Regions from separate parts of the Homo sapiens genome. Here region 2 is linked to region 1. Evidence: read pairs that join two places in POLR2A ChIA-PET (ENCODE). Cell type or tissue: OCI-LY7. All regions are shown on one strand.

Region 1 (8,000 bases):
GCGGGGTGAGCCGGAGATCCGGGAGCCCGCAAGGACTAGGGTCGAGGGGCAGGGAGCCCGGGAGAGGCGGGCACTGGGCAGGCGCCCCACTGTACCAGGCTGCGCAGATTGTCCTCCTGAGACTGGACCGTGAGAGCAGCAGTCCCGGTCAGCGTCCGGCGAGTAAAGTCGACGCTGCAGCGCAGGTGCAGGTGCTTGGTCCGGCAGACGGAAGCCGGAGAGGCCAACGAACAGGTATCCACTATCTCGGGCATGGCTCTGGGGGATCACACAGCACAGCGACCTACAGCCCAACGCTCAGCTACCAGACTCGTCGATAGAGAACCTGAGGAGGAGGGAGAGAGGTAAAGAAGAGGAGGAGGGATTCGCGGTGCACGCCGGGAAAGGAAGTTTCTTAAAGTCAGACGAGCGTTGGGGGATGGGTGAAGGAACTACAAGTTCCATGGTGCCGCGCGGCAAGCGGGCGCTTGGCTACCTGGGAGCGTGTGTGTTAGGGATGTTGAGGGGGACCAAGCGTGCTCCTGGAGCTGAAGAAGAGGAGGGGAGTAGGGGCAGTTAGAAGGGTGGCCGAAGGGAAATGATGAGAATGGAGGGGGAGATAAAACTGAACACTACCATTTTGGCTCTGTTCAACTTTCGTGGAAGCTGTGGTGGCAAACGTAAGAAAATCAGGTTCATTGGTGTTTGCATATAGCGAGGGCGGGGCGGAGCAAAAACGTAGAAAAGGCCTATCAGAAGGCTTTCTTTCGTGCGGTTCCTCGTTAGTATAGTGGTGAGTATCCCCGCCTGTCACGCGGGAGACCGGGGTTCGATTCCCCGACGGGGAGGCACAGTAATTGTTTTTTGTTTTTAGCTGTAAGTAATTCAAGGTTTAAACAGTTGTTTTGTCAGTTTCAGTGTTTATTATGTATATCCCCAGAACCTGCATCTCTCAAACGGAGAAAGCCAACATTCCCATCTTAGAAACTAATGAATTTCTATAAAAGTTATGCACTGGTCGCAATGGGAGTACAGAGCTGGGACATCTAGCTCAGCTCTGGGGCCTTTGTGGCAGGTGAAGGAGGATTGAAGGATGCCTTGCCTTTAGGGTGGGGCCTCAAAATTAAAACTGGAAAAATTGGAAGAGGCTAGGTTTCGAAGGACCTTAAATAGGTGGCCTTTTAATCCTGGGTGCATTAATGGGGGACCCACTGAAGAGTTTTCAGCAGGCGACTGATAAAGCATGGTCAGACTCATGTTATAAAATGCGGTATCAAAACCATTAGCAGGAGATTTAGGAAACTATTAAAATGGCTCAATCAGAAGATGCTGGGGGCCTGACATAGGTAAGTAGTAAGTTAGGATAGAGAGGAAGGAATGAATAGAAGGAATACTTATATAAGTGGATTCACAGATTGAGAGGAGACGAAGGTGGCCCAGGCTTTCGGCTTCAGTGGCTGGCTAGTCATTAACCAGAGGTAGTAGTCTATATGAAGAGGACAGTATGTTAGGCTGTACTTGCATTGCTATAAATACCTGAGACTGGGAAGAAAAGGGGTTTAATTGGTTTACAGTTACGCAGGCTGTACAGGAAGCATAGCTCCAGTATGCTTCCAGGTAGGCCTCAGGAAGCTTACAATCATGGCAGAAGGTGAAGAAGGGGCAGGCCTCTACATGGCCCGAGCAAGAGCAAGAGATTGCGGGGCCGGTGCCACACACTTAAACAATCAGATCCCACAAGACACTGTGGCGAGGACAGCACCAGGCCATGAGGGCTCTGCCCCCGTGACCCAAACACCTCCCACCAGGCCCTACCTCCAACACTGGAGATTATAATTCAACATGAGATTTGGTAGGGACATATATTCAAACTAAATCAGACAGATTTAAGGGGAAGATGCTAAATTCAATTTTGGACATATGAAATTTGAGAACCTATGGGAGTGGAAGTGGAGATGTCCATGAGTCACTTGGATATTTAAGTCCACAGCTCTGGGGAAGTGCCAGGTAGACATGACCACGTCACATAACGTGGTGGATGAAATTATGACAGTGGGTAAGCTCAACCCAAGAAGAGTGTGTAAAGAGAAGGGTAATGAAAACAGGTTGGAAGCTGAGAGAACACCAGAATTTATTGTTTTAAAAAGGGCTAGAGGAAGAGAAACCCATGAAATAAACCAGAAAGAGCCAACCAACAATGCCAGATGCAGTCCCGAGGACCACCGAAGTAAGAAGTGAAAATTCTCTAGATTTGGCAGTGGGGTGAGAATGGGGAAGGTGGTGATTTTGTTGACTGTCGTGATTTGGTTGAAGATGGAAGCCAGAGAGTAGTGGATTGAGCAATGAAGAGAAGAGGGAGGTGAAGCATAAACCACTGTCAAGTTGCTTGGCCAATGTGAGAAGGGAAGATAAAGGGGAAGCTAGAGAGGAATGCAGCATTGAGAAAGCTTTTTTTTTTTTTTTTTTTGAGACGGAGTCTCGCTCTGTCGCCTAGGCTGGAGTGCAGTGGCGCAATCTCGGCTCACACAAGCTCCGCCTCCCGGGTTCACACCGTTCTCCTGCCTGAGCCTCCAAGGACTACAGGCGCCCGTCACCAAGACCGACTAATTTTTTGTGTGTGTATTTTTAGCAGAGACGGGGTTTCACCGTGTTAGCCAGGATGGTCTGCATCTCCTGACCTCGTGATCCACCCACCTCGGCCTCCCAAAGTGCTGGGATTACAGGCGTGAGCCACCGCGCCCGGCCGAGAAAGAATTTTTTTAATGTTTGCTTTTTAAGGCAAGAGAAAACTTTAACATGTTTAGATATACAGGTGAAAGGGCTTCTGGAGAAGAGGAAAGTTTCTGCAGAAGGATCGACTCAGAGGCAAAAAGGTAGAGAAGAAGAAAGTAAAGATTTCAGAGGTGTGAGGGATAGTTGATGGGTTTAGCATGCTGGTATGGTTCAATTCTCTATCAAAAGTGACGAAATTTAGCTCCAGCAACAACAACAAAAAACTGCTATATTTCTGGATATCCTTGTGTTGGCCCCTGCAAGCCAAAGGAAAACAAAATAAAACCAAAAAATCCCAAACTATGAAATCTAATACCTTACACATGCATAGGTCCTAATTCATAGGGTGTAAGAATTTGTCATCAACATTTGCATTTTCGGATTTTTTTGGCAAATGTCCTGTTGCCCAGGCTGGATACAGTGGCATGATCATGGGTAACTGCACATTCAACCTCCTGGACTCAAGCGATTCTCGTGCCTCAGCCTCCAAGTAGCTGGGACTACAGGCGCCCGCCACCACGCCTGGCTAATTTTTATATTTTTTTAGAGATGGGGTTTTGTCATGTTGCCCAAGCTGGTCTCAAACTTCTGAGCTCAAGGGATCCACCTGCCTTGGCCTTCCAAAGTGCTGGGATTACAGGTACGAGCCACCACACAGAGCCGCAAACATTTTTTGAGGTCACCAAATCTAGGGTGACAAATACAATAGATAACATAGAATTCATTTAGTCAAATAATACACAGTCAAATCATCTTATTTATCTAGTATGGAGAAAGGATAGTTTGTTTTAATAAGAACGTCATTATCATCATCTTCTATTATTGATTACCAGGAACCCACAGAGTTTATGCCACTTGTGTTTAAATAAAAATATCCACACACAACCACAAATAAATTCCTCCATTAATATATTCATCAAAAAATAAATTACAGTAGGAATTGTTTTCTGAGATACCACTCACCCCAAATATAGAATGTACAAAATTTGCAATTTACAAGCAATTGGAGTATTATTGATATCCAATGGGGAATTGAGAATGCTTCAAAAAATGAGGCTTTCCACTGCATCTATAAAAGAAGGGTAAGGCTGGGCACAGTGGCCCACACCGGTAATCCCAGCACTTTGGGAAGCTGAGGCAAGCAGATTGCTTGAGCCCAGGAGTTTGAGTTCAGCCTGGGCAATGTGGTGAATCCCTGTCTCTACAAATAATAGTAATAATAATAATAAAAGAAGGGTAATATCAGGGTTTAGTTACCAAAGGAGACTTAAAGATGAAAAGATGATCTATATAAAATATTATGAAAAGAAATAATACCTATATTTATAGAGCCATATGAACAGGAAGAATTCCAGCCCTGCTATTCACCTGGAAAAGTTACTTAATCCCTCAATCCCCTCAGGATAATTGAGGCACCTGTGGCCCGTGCAGTTGTTGAAAAGATGAAATGAGATAAAGTATGGGAACTGCTTGGCACTGTGATTGAAACAGATTGGGCATTTGTTACATGTTAGCTAATATGATTATTGCTGTTGGCTTTTGTCTATTTTAACCACTGTAATGTTATTTTTCCTTGTTGTGTTAGCAAGAGCTTTTAGGACAACCTGGGAAGTGAGAAGCAACCACGGTTTGTACAGCAAAACAAGTCACACCAAATTAGGCCTCTAAAAAGGAATGGCAACATTAGCAAAGATATGTTTTGAAATGCATTTACGGGAAATTTCAATTGTTGCACAAATGCTTCCCTTAAAAGGGCAAAAAGACTTTACATTGTTTTCTCCCCTTCCTTTACATATACCTTTCCTTTCTTGAAATAGTCGATGTAATTTGCAGATATTTATTAGATGCATTCTACTACACTGTGCTACCTAGAAAATAATTGGGGAAGGTTCTGTCTTACCTCTTGGATAATTTATACTCTAGTACCCAGCTGTACTAATGACCTAAGACAACATGGTGTTAAGAGGAGACTAAGGCCCTAGAAAAACTATACATGAAATTCTAGAGGGACAAGTTCTATCCCTTTGGAGAAAGTCAAGAATAACGTCATGATTAACATAGCATTTGAGATGGGATTTGAAGGATGAGCCGAATATTAATAGGAAAAATGGTAGGATTGAGCATGGGGAGTGGGAGGTGGGCAGATTTTTCAGGTGGACTTAGCAGGAATCAAGGCGTGGGGCCAGAAGTAGAGATGTGTTTGGGAAAGAACAATTCTGAAGGTACAAAGTCCTACAAGTTAATGCAGTGCCCTCACACACTCCTCAATAATCTGCCTTTCTTCTTTCCTCTCCAGGTTATACATCTGGCATGATAGAGATCATTAGTTGTCTTCTAATACCTATATATCTTTTCATCCTTAGTAGTAAAACCTTCCATGTTTAGCTGGACACATGGCCACCCGGAAGTAGACATTTCCCAACCTTCTTTGCAGTTAGGCCATACCATTAAGTTCTGTCCAATGGCATGTAAGTGGAATTGTCAATTATGACTCCCAGGAAGTGTCCTTAACAGTAACTTTATTTTCTTTTTAACCTTTTCTCTATTCTTTTCCTGGAATGTAGATAAGATACATTGATGGCTAGAGCTCTGACTACCATGTTGTATCATGATGTTGGAGCCATGTGCTGAGAGTGGTGGAGCAGCAAGGTAGAAGGAGCCATGAGCTGGAAATAGCCAGGTCTCTGGGGATCATGGAAACCCCATGTGAACTGCTCTGAATTTCTCAAAGAAATAAATTTCTACTTTGTTTAAGACAGTGTTATCTTGGGTTTTCTGTCCTTCACAGGGAACTCAATCTTTACTAAGACTCCTGGTCTCAGTTGGGTGAGTTTATCAGTTTTGCCCCAGATACTTGCCCTTATCTGTTGGTTTTCCACCACATTATCGTGGACAGATCTTTCTTCCTTCTTGCTTGTGTTATCTGCTAGAGCATTCTTTCTAATGTAATCATCTCACTCCCCTGCTTAAAATCCTTCAAGGTCTTACTAACATTGCCAGTTGATATTATCTGCCTTTTTTGATTTAAGGCCCATTTTCAAATACTAGAATTTTTGGCATACAATCCAAGGGATTAAAAGATGAACGTAAGCTTTTTTTTTAAAGAAAGCTTTGGCAAATTTTTTTTAAATAACCAGTTATTCACAGTATATTATAATATTATATTTGTATGCTTTTATGATTTTTTAAATCTGAAATTATATTAAAATGAAAGATGAGTCTCATTTCTTGTATAAGTTCACTTTTTTGTTGTTGTTGTTTTGGCATTTGATGTTTGTAAGAGTTGAGAACCCTAATTTTCTGAGAAATGACATGGAAGACTGCAGCAGTACCTCTGGACTCCACAGTTGGGTGCTCTTCGAGACCATGTTGCCATTTAAACAGAATGGTTTCCTCCCTTTGCTCTGCCTGCTGATGTGGTCTAGCTAGCTCCTGATTAAACTCTGCCTCTTGCCTCTTTTTTACAGAAATGTGTATCCTCTACATGCATCAAAACATCACACTATACCCCATAAATACATACACTTTTTATGTCAATTAAAAAAAAAACAAAAAAAGAAATGTGTATCCCCCTTTACACCAAGTTAAATCACTCAGCTTATTATCTTCAAAGTAGTATAAACCCCCAGTTGTTGTTGTTTTTGAGGCAAAGTCTCTCTGTGTCGCCCAGGCCGGAGTGCAGTGGCACAATCTCGGCTCACTGCAAGCTCCGCCTCCCGGGTTCACGCCATTTTCCTGTCTCAGCCTCCTGAGTAGCTGGGACTACAGGCGCCCGCCACCACGCCCAGCTAATTTTTTGTATTTCTAATAGAGATGGGGTTTCACCGTGTTAGCCAGGATGGTCTCAATCTCCTGACCTCGTGATCCGCCCACCTCAGCCTCCCAAAGTGCTGGGATTACAGGCGTGAGCCACCGCGCCTGGCCATAAACCCCTAGTTTTAAATTAAACGTTTCTTTTTGTTTTTTTTTCTTTTTTTTTTTTTTTTTGACAGGGTCTTGCTTTGTTACCCAGGCTGAAGTGCAGTGGCACGATCTCAGATCATTGAAACCTCTGCCTCCTGGGCGCAAGTGATCCTCCACCTGAGCCTTCTGAGTAGCTGGGACCACAGGCACAAGCCACTACGCCGAGCTAATTTTTGTATTTTTAGTTTGTTTGTTTGTTTGTTTGTAGTGACAGGGTTTTGCCATGTTGCCCAGGCTGGTCTCGAGCTCCTGAGCTCAAGCAATGTGCCCATCTCAGCCTCCCAGAAAGTGCTGGTATGGCAGGCCAGGTCCACTAACGCAGGCCTCCATAACAACTGTTTCAGTACTGACTGAGTGGTTAAATTAAATATTAAAATCCAGTACCCTTATGCAAAGGCTGGAATGTAACAAAAGCCCACCAAGAGTTTTGCCTAGGCCTTTCCTGAACCTTAAAGCATGATTAAACAAGTTTATTGGGAGTCTGAAGGAACTCCCCAAACCTCCATGATTTAGCAGGAGACAAGATAAGGATAATCACCCCAGCACCTGCACCCATTTAGATTAATTTACTGACGCTCCACAGGAAGGTCTTCAAGACTCAGACCTTAGTTATAGACGGAAAGAAGTTAATCACCTACGTCTTTAGATGAATGCACACTTACATATAGACATATAGCTTAGAAGGTATATAAGCTCTGGAAAACTTTGTAATTTTGAGTTGGTCTGGTGATAATTTCCAGGCCTTCTCCTTAGAAAAAAATAAAGGTCCCTATTCCTGTAACCGGTTACAGAAATAAAAACTCGCTTCCTCCCCAGTTCACCTGCATCTCATTATTGGGCCACGAGAAACAGCAGCCTGACCCTCACTTTGGTCCAAGAACACTGGGATTACAGACGTGAGCCACCATGCTCAGCTAAATCAAACTTATTTCTATATATTGGTCCACAGCAATGTTCATGATTGATAAATGACCAGTCTTACTGTGGCCACCAGGTCTGTCAGGATCTTGATCCTGCTTACCATTCCCATCTCATACTTCATTCTTCCCCCAAAGCACTCTGTCCTTGGACTGCACCTTCACATCAGCCTATCTCACAACTCCACTTCTTCGCTTTTGTGTTATTTCTCCAGAAACATGTTGCTCCTCTTTGCTTTCTCCACATTCTGCCTAGAAAACTCCCTGACGCAACCTGCAGTAGTTGGCAAAGTGAGAACATGTCGGGTAGACCCGGGAGGTGAATTGAAGGGGTAGGCAGGGACTCGACTTGAAAGAACCTCACATGCC
Region 2 (8,000 bases), 290 kb after region 1:
AAAACATAAGGCATCATCAAAAAAGGCCAGAGGAATAAACAGAAACTTGCAATTCTTTTTTCTTGGATATTTAAAGACATAATGACAGAAGAAGAAACAATTCAGGTGATAACCACATATACTATTCATTATAATAGGCTTTATATGGTGATGATCTGAAAAGTTACTGAGGCATTACCCTAAAATAAACACCATCCCAAACTGCCATTCATCTTGAAATACTGCATCCATTTATTATGGGTTTCATTTCCCTCCTGATGGACAGGTTTTTCAAATATTACTTCCCTGTATTGTCAGCACTACTACCTCTCTAGAACTTTCCATCCTTCTGCTATTCCTCTTGATCTCAACTTGATTTTTATCTGACAGAAGAAACGAGATAATAAAAGTTGCTTAATTAAAACTTAACTATGTGCATGACGTATAATCAGAAAGGTAAACACAACAGACAAGTAATCAAATTACCTAATCTGCTTCCATTTCTGGGCATTGCCATGAAGGAGCCAAGGCTCCCTCCAATAACACTGTGTGGTCTCCGCAATGGGGGCTTCTTGAAAGATCCTGTGTACTGGTGGAGGAAGGAATGCATACTGTGAGACGTTGGAGGCCTGCCATTCTTCACAATAGGCTCTGTGGTTCATAGAATTCGAAAATCATTCCATCATCAGTCCAAGATCCAGGATCACATGAGAAGGATTCAGAAAGCAAAACAAAAAGTTGTAACAGAGATTAGTACATTTAGCCTCATTGCTTTGCTTAACTATACACAGTATTAAAATTAAAATAGTTTCTCTGAAAAAATACTTAAGAAAATACTTGAATATTTTAAGTTGGTCTAATAACCATCTATTTCTTATATAATCAAAAGTGGCTAAGAACCACAAAACTACTAATATACCCAACCAAATTTTCATCCATTTGTTTATTTTAGTGTATCTCAAGATTGTTTCCATACCACTCCTCCATTTATTGACTACCTGTGTGCCTTATTTTAAGCATGCTTGGCTGGGTGCATGGCTCACACCTGTAATCCCAGCACTTTGGGAGGCCGAGGCAGGCGGATCACCTGAGGTCAGGAGTTTGAGACCAGTCTGATCAATATGGTGAAACTCCATCTCTACTAAAAACACAAAAACTAGCTGGGCATGGTGGCATGCGCCTGTAGTCCCAGCTACTCAAGAGGCTGAGACAGGAGAACTGCTTGAACCCGGGTTGCAGAGGTTGCAGTGAGCCAAGATCACGCCACTGCACTCCATCCTAAGCGACAGAGCAAGACTCCGTCTCAAAAAGAAAAAAAAAAAGAAATTAAGCATGCTTTAGAATATAAAAGACATGGTCCCGGCCTAAAGGAATTTACATCCCTGTTTGCTGGACATTCAAAATGGTATGTCAATTAGTGAATAAAACCGAAGTACCTAAATACATATCAATACAGAGGCTCCAAGTTTATTCCCCTGAATTTGGGATTAATATAAAGAGTTTTTAAACAATCACAGACCCATAACCAAGCAGAAACATTAAAAAAATATAATACTTAAAAGCTATTTAATTATGCATGGGGGAGAAACTGTTTTGTAATGTTTATCAGGAATCTCTTGACTCCTTTCCACCTCCAAAGAAGAGCTCTGATACAGGTTAAAGATACAAGTCTTGTGATACACAATTAGTCTTCTATATTAGAATTTTGTTTTTACTGATAGCAGCCAAGGAGTTTTAAAAAGAACTGGGCTGCTCTGAATACCTTCTTTTTAAAATGAAGCCAACTATTCTTCTGTAGCTAACAATCAGGCATAAGGATACCTCCTGATCAGGGGATTCCTTTTTAAAATGAAGCCAACTATTCTTCTGCAGTTAACAATCAGGCATAAGGATACCTCCTGATCAGGGGATTCCTCTACCTGTTTCTCAACTAAGGTTTCTCAACTAAGGACAGGTTGACAGGAGTTGGCTACAAGCCTTAAAGTGAAAGGCTTCTCTCACAAGAAAATCTTAGGATCCGCAGAACAGGACCAGGGTATGGGCTCCAGAGAAATGGGCCAAGAAGGCCATGTGGCCTGAGCCTCTACGAATACTGGTTGCCTAAAAGGGTATAAGAAGGATGGGGCATAAGGGCCCAAAGGCTCACCCAAGGTCCAAGCTATCTAATCTGGGTCAAAGACAGACTGGAGGTAGGGGCAAATGCCTACCTAGTAATACAGAACATGTGTCTAAAGTTTCCTGTGATCTGTACATTCCCTGGCAGTACCTAACTGATAAAGAATTTGGGGATCTTAAGTGAAGCAAAATAATCAATGATTTAATAATGAATGAAGAGGGGCTATCTGATATAAATGCATAAATAATTACAAACAATGTGGGATAATACAGGCTACAGCATACAATAAGATTTTTCTCAGCCAAGCATGATGGCATGCACCTGTAGTCCCAGCTACTCAGGAGGCTAGAGTGGGAGGATCACTTGTGCCCAGGAGTTTGCGGCTGCAGTGAGCTAAGATAATGCCACTGCATTCCAGCCTGGGTGGCAAAGTAATACCCTGTCTCAAGAAAGAGAAAAGAAAAATGAAGATTTTTTTCTCTTTCTAGGTTATTTCACATGTGAAATATCACAACATTCAAATATTAAAAACAAATTATGCAAATCTTTTGCCTACAGACAACATTTTAGTTGCTCTGTAAAGCTGTCCTGGAGAATACAGCTTGATTGTTCTGGAGAATATAGAAAAAAAATGGGGATCATAAGGACATACTATTTGATAAACACTATTCTAGGCACTGGGCATCAACTGGTGAACAAAACAAAGTACTGATCTCAGAGTGCATAAAACCTAACAGGGAAAAGACACACACACGAAGTCAGGTAATGACAGGCGATATGCAAAAGACTAAAATAGAGGGATGTGGAAATGAGTAGCTAGTTATTTTACACTGTATATTGAGGAAAGTTCTCTCTGCTGAGATATTTTTAACAGAAATTTAAATGCAAGAAAGAGCCAGTCAGGGAAGATGGTTAAGTTGTGGATAACAGGATATTCCAGATAGAGAAAAAAGCTAATGAAAAGCCGACATATGGCAGAGTTCGACTTGTTAGAACAGTGGTCCTCAAACTTTAACATGCTTCAGAATCATCAAGGATCTGTAAAACATGAGATTGCTCGGTCTCACCCACAGACTTCCTGGTTCAGTAGGTCTGGTGTGGAATCTAAAAATATGTGTTTCTAACAAATTCCCAGGTCCTGCTGACATTGCTGGTCCAGGGATCACACTTTGAGAACCACTGTGTTAGAGGACTAGAAAGAAGGCAAGTGTAGCTATAGTACCTAACCGTGCGGGCAACAGTGGTACCAGGTGAGACCACAGAGGTAAGGAGGGAACAAGTCATTCAACACTTTATACTTCACCATAAAAGTTTGAATTTTATTCTCAGATTGGAAGCAGTTACGGTAGCTTTGAAGCAGGAGAGTGATATGATCTGATTCATGTTTCAAAAATATCACTGTGAAGGGTTAAAGATAGTAGGAGGTAAGGGGGTAGGGAAGACTACAAAAGGTAACACGAGAGATCTATTGTCATGATGAAACAGTTCTTAATCTTGATTGCAGTGGTTATACGAATCAACACAGGTGAGGACATGACACAGAACTATATTTAGACTTTATTCCAGTATCTGTTTCCTGGGTTCTATAGTTACATAAGATGGAACCAATGGTGGGGGGATTGGGAGAAGGGTACAAGTATGGGTCCTTTCTATATAATCTTTGTAACTTCCTTTATATTTGTAATTACTGAAAACAATTTTTTAAGATATCATCTTGGTTGCTGTTTGAAAAACAGGCAATAGGGAATCAACAGCAAAAGGAGGAGATTACTACAGTACCCTAAGTAACAAATGTTGGTGGCTTAGACTAGGGTGGCTGTACTGAAGATGGAGGGAAGCAGGCAGATTTAGGACATATTACAAAGGCAGAAGCAACAGGCCAGCAGACACGACTGCTAAATTAGTTTCACACACACTCCTACCACCCAGCTTTTAGTCAGCATTTATAGTAAAAACATCTATTCAAATATTTTTTTTTTCTTTTTTTCCAGGCAGGGTCTTGCTCTGTTGCACAGGCTGAAGTGCAGTGGTGCAGTCACAGCTCACTGCAGCCTCAACCACCTGGGCTCATGTGGTCCTCCCACTTCATCCTCCCCACCATAGCTGGGACTACAGGCACACACCATCACACCTGGCTAATTTGTGTCTTTTTGGTAGAGATGGGGTTTTGCTATGTTTCCCAGCTAGTCTCAAACTCCTGGGCTCAAGTGATCCTCCTCACCTCAGCCTCCCAAAGCACTGGGATTACAATGAGCCACCATGCCTAGCCCCAAAATATTTTTAAATCTTTACCAGATCAACTGTTAAACATATATGAAATATGATGTGTTAATGGACTATAACTGGAATTGTGTATCAGTCACATTGATCAGGGGTCCCCAACTCCTGGGTCACAGACCAGTACTGGTCCATGGCCTGTTAGGAACCAGGCCAAGAGGTGAGCAGTTGGCAAGTGAGCAAAGCTTCATCTGTATTTACAGCCACTCCCCATTGCTCACATTACTGCTTGAGCTCCACCTCCTGTCAGATCAGTGGTGGCACTGATTCTCATAGGAGTACTAACGCTGTTGTGAACTGTGCATGCGAGGGATCTAGGTTGCATGCTCCTTATGATAATCTAACGCCTGATAATCTGTCACTGTCTCCCATCACCTTCAGATGGGACCATCTAGTTGTAGGAAGACAAGGGCAGGGCTCTTACTGATTGTACATTATGGTGAGTTATGTAATTATTTCATTATATATTACAATATAATAATAATAGAAATAAAAGGCAAAATAAATATACTATGCTTGAATCATCCTGAAACCATTCCCCCAACCTCAGTCTGTGAAAAAACTGTCTTCCACAAAACTGGTCCCTGATGCCAGAAAGGTTGGGGACCACTGATACAGATGACTATCATAATCATGAGTTTCTAAGTTATTTATGTGGTAAAAAATAGGAAGCTACAATGGTGGGGGTTGGGGGCAGGGAGGAGACAACAGTAAAGTAAAGGAGAGAAAAGAATTGGGGACAATGCCTAGATTTTTAGTTTTAGTAACTGGTTAAGTGAGCAAAGTTTGAGTAGAGGCAGATTTTGGAGAAAGGAAATCAAGAATTCTGATTTGGTCATGTGAAGTCTAAGATTCCCATTACACATCCATGTGGAGAAGACAAGAAGGCATTTAAATATGAATCTAGAGATCCAGATGAAGATCCTAACTGGAGATTCAGACTTAGGAGTAGTCAACATATATATGGTAGTTGAAATTGTAGGGTTGGAGGAGGTCACCCAAGGAGAGGGTATAGACAGAGAAGAGATTGCGGCCCATGAGAGAGCCACAATAAAATACAATAAAATATTCTAACACTTCCAGAACTTGAAACTAATTAGCTGGCCAATTCAATAAGATAATAACACTCTGTATTTTAAAAAGTAATGGAAACCTTGGCGACAATATGCTAAGGGAAATAAGTCAGACACAAAAGGACAAATATTATATGGTTCCACTCATATGAGGTACCTAGAATAGGCAAATTCATAGACAGTAGAATGGTGGTTACCAGGGGCTGGGGAGAGGAGGGAATGTGGAGGTATTGTTTAATGGGTACAGAGTTTCAGTTTGGGATGATGAAAAAGTTATAGACATGGGTAGCAGTGATGGTTACGCAATGTAAATAGACACGTATTTAATGCTGCTGAACTGTATACTATAAAATGTTAAACTTTGTATTATATATATTTTACCATAACTTTTAAAAAGTAATAGAAATCTATATGAAAAATTGCAGATCTTTTATACTCTATAATTAGTTCCAAGTAAGGATTTCCAATGATTTTTACCACCACAACATGATAATCATTATGATTCCACTAAGAAACGTTATTTGGCATCTTATTTATCTAGATCTTTTCATTACGTGAACTATGATCAGGAACATGCAATTTCATAGCCCAACTTGTAGCCTAAGCCATTCCCTCCTCCCAAACCTGCTCTTTCAAACATTATTACTAGCCTGATCCCATTCTAGATCCTACATATATCCAATGGAGTTTATGCCTTCAGCGTCAACCTTTCAAGGAACTTGTGCTATTTGTTGGAGTTAGTCCTCCTTAAACTCCCTATGTTATCCACTGTTGTAAAAAACAATTACTGTTATGATGTAACCACAAACTGTCGAAGACAAACTGTCACAGCTAACATGTAAGAGATCAGCAAGATAAAGAGACCTAGGTGAAAGACAGAGGCTCACAATATCCATAAAACTGGAATTTGTTGACTCCAAACTTGACAAATTGCTCCAGTGTACAAACGGAGCTGTTAAGAATGAGAATTTGGAATATCAGGAAAACCAGGTCATTTTAATCTTTGCTTTTTGGTGTTACTTCTAATGCTAAATAATCATGATAAGTGACATTCTGTTAGGTTTATCTGACTACACTTCTTGGGAACATGTACATTAGCTGAAGAATTTCAGTTGGTCAAGAAGTCTCAAGTAGTATATGTGCAATAAAACATAATTTTACCTTTCTACAACTGTGATTTATTCTCTTCCTCACATTTAAATTGTCACCTATTCTCATCAAATTCAATAATCTCAATATATCGTCCCATTACAAGAAAAAATAAGTTCAAGGCTATGTAAACACAAGATTCTGAAATATAACTTTCTGTGATAAGTCTTAAAATAGAATTAAGACTTATCAAACATCTGTTCTGCTGCAGTGACAGCAAAAAAAAAAAAGACATCAAATACATTGAGTGTTTATGAGGGAAAGCTGAAGCTCAGATGAACTGAATTTTTTATTGAGATGAAATTCTTATAACATTAACCATTTTAAAGTATACAATTCAGTGGCATTTCATATACTTACAATGTGGTACAACCATCACCTCCCTGTGTTCCAAAACATTTTCATATTGCTAAAGGAGATCCCATACACAATAACCAGTCACTCCTCAGTCTTTTCTCCCTATCAGCCTCTGGGAACCACTCATCTACTTTTTGTCTCTATGGATTTACCTATTCTGGATACTTCATATAAATGGAATCATAGAGTATTTTGGGTCTGGCTCCTTTCAGTTTTCAAAGTTCATCTATGCTACAGCACATAGCTCTTCATTCATTTATGTATTGAATAATATTCCATTCTATGGACAGACCACATTCTGTTTATCCATTCATCTGTTGATGGGCATCTGGGTTGTTTACACCTTAGCTGTTGTGAATAGTGCTGCTACAAATATAAATATTTGTGTACAAGACTTTGATTACCTGTTTCAATTATTTGGGGTATATTCCTAGGAACAGAATTGTTGGGTCATATAGTAAGTCTATGTTTAACTTTTTGAAGAACTGAGGTAAATTAATTTTTGACAGGTGTGTTTGTTTGTTTGTTTTTGAGATGCAGTCTAGCTCTGTTACCCAGGCTGGAATGCAGGGGTGCCATCTCGGCTCACTGCAACCTCCGCCTCCTGGGTTCAAGCAATTCTCCTGCCTCCTGAGCAGGTGGGGGACTACAGGCGTGCGCCACCACATTCCATTAATTTTTGTATTTTTAGTAGAGACGGGGTTTCACCGTGTTGGCCAGGCTAGTCTAGAACTCCTTACCTCCAGTGATCTGCCCACCTCGGCCTCCCCAAAGTGCTGGGATTACAGGCATAAGCCTGGTACCATGCTTGGCCTTGACAGGTTTTTAAAAACTGAACATTAAACACTTCTCAGTTAGTAAAAAGAAAACTGATGGGCTCAAAATTCTTTTTCTTCCAGGCACTACAGAAAAAAATATTTTGTACATTTCAGTTTGGAAATTTTTCTGCAAAAATTTTATTTCATATTTAGGGAAAGGTGTATTGAGTTAAGGCCAGAATCCTTAAATGAACCAAATTTGCAAACTTTCAACTTTTTTTTTTTTAGCAT

The links. ChIA-PET counts read pairs that join two places held together with the same protein. Peaks named below come from ENCODE experiments on the same cell type or tissue, not always from the same donor. Only the 100,000 strongest peaks of a DNase experiment are listed, where the experiment ranks them.
Region 2: POLR2A ChIA-PET joins it to region 1 with 10 read pairs; 2 of 35 experiments call an interaction of 5 or more read pairs at or near these places.

The regions. Positions count from the first base shown.
Region 1 is chr12:96,035,266-96,043,265 of GRCh38, forward strand. It overlaps LTA4H (leukotriene A4 hydrolase), which reads right to left and starts at 322. Exons shown (of 19, transcript NM_000895.3): 1 at 96-322. The coding sequence starts at 254. TRD-GTC2-8 (tRNA-Asp (anticodon GTC) 2-8) reads left to right here and starts at 756; the gene lies at 756-827. RefSeq lists a silencer at 1-50 and enhancers at 101-520, 961-1,010, 1,031-1,080. In OCI-LY7, no CTCF peak of the experiment used is centred here; a DNase peak (open chromatin) is centred at 416; H3K4me3 peaks cover 1,467 bases; H3K27ac peaks cover 769 bases.
Region 2 is chr12:96,323,483-96,331,482 of GRCh38, forward strand. CDK17 (cyclin dependent kinase 17) reads right to left here. Exons shown (of 17, transcript NM_002595.5): 3 at 466-630. Among named protein-coding and RNA genes, the nearest start is that of CDK17, 73 kb to the right of the region's middle. In OCI-LY7, a CTCF peak has its summit at 4,645 (motif pointing left); DNase peaks (open chromatin) are centred at 3,619, 4,079 and 4,609; H3K4me3 peaks cover 2,767 bases; H3K27ac peaks cover 4,123 bases.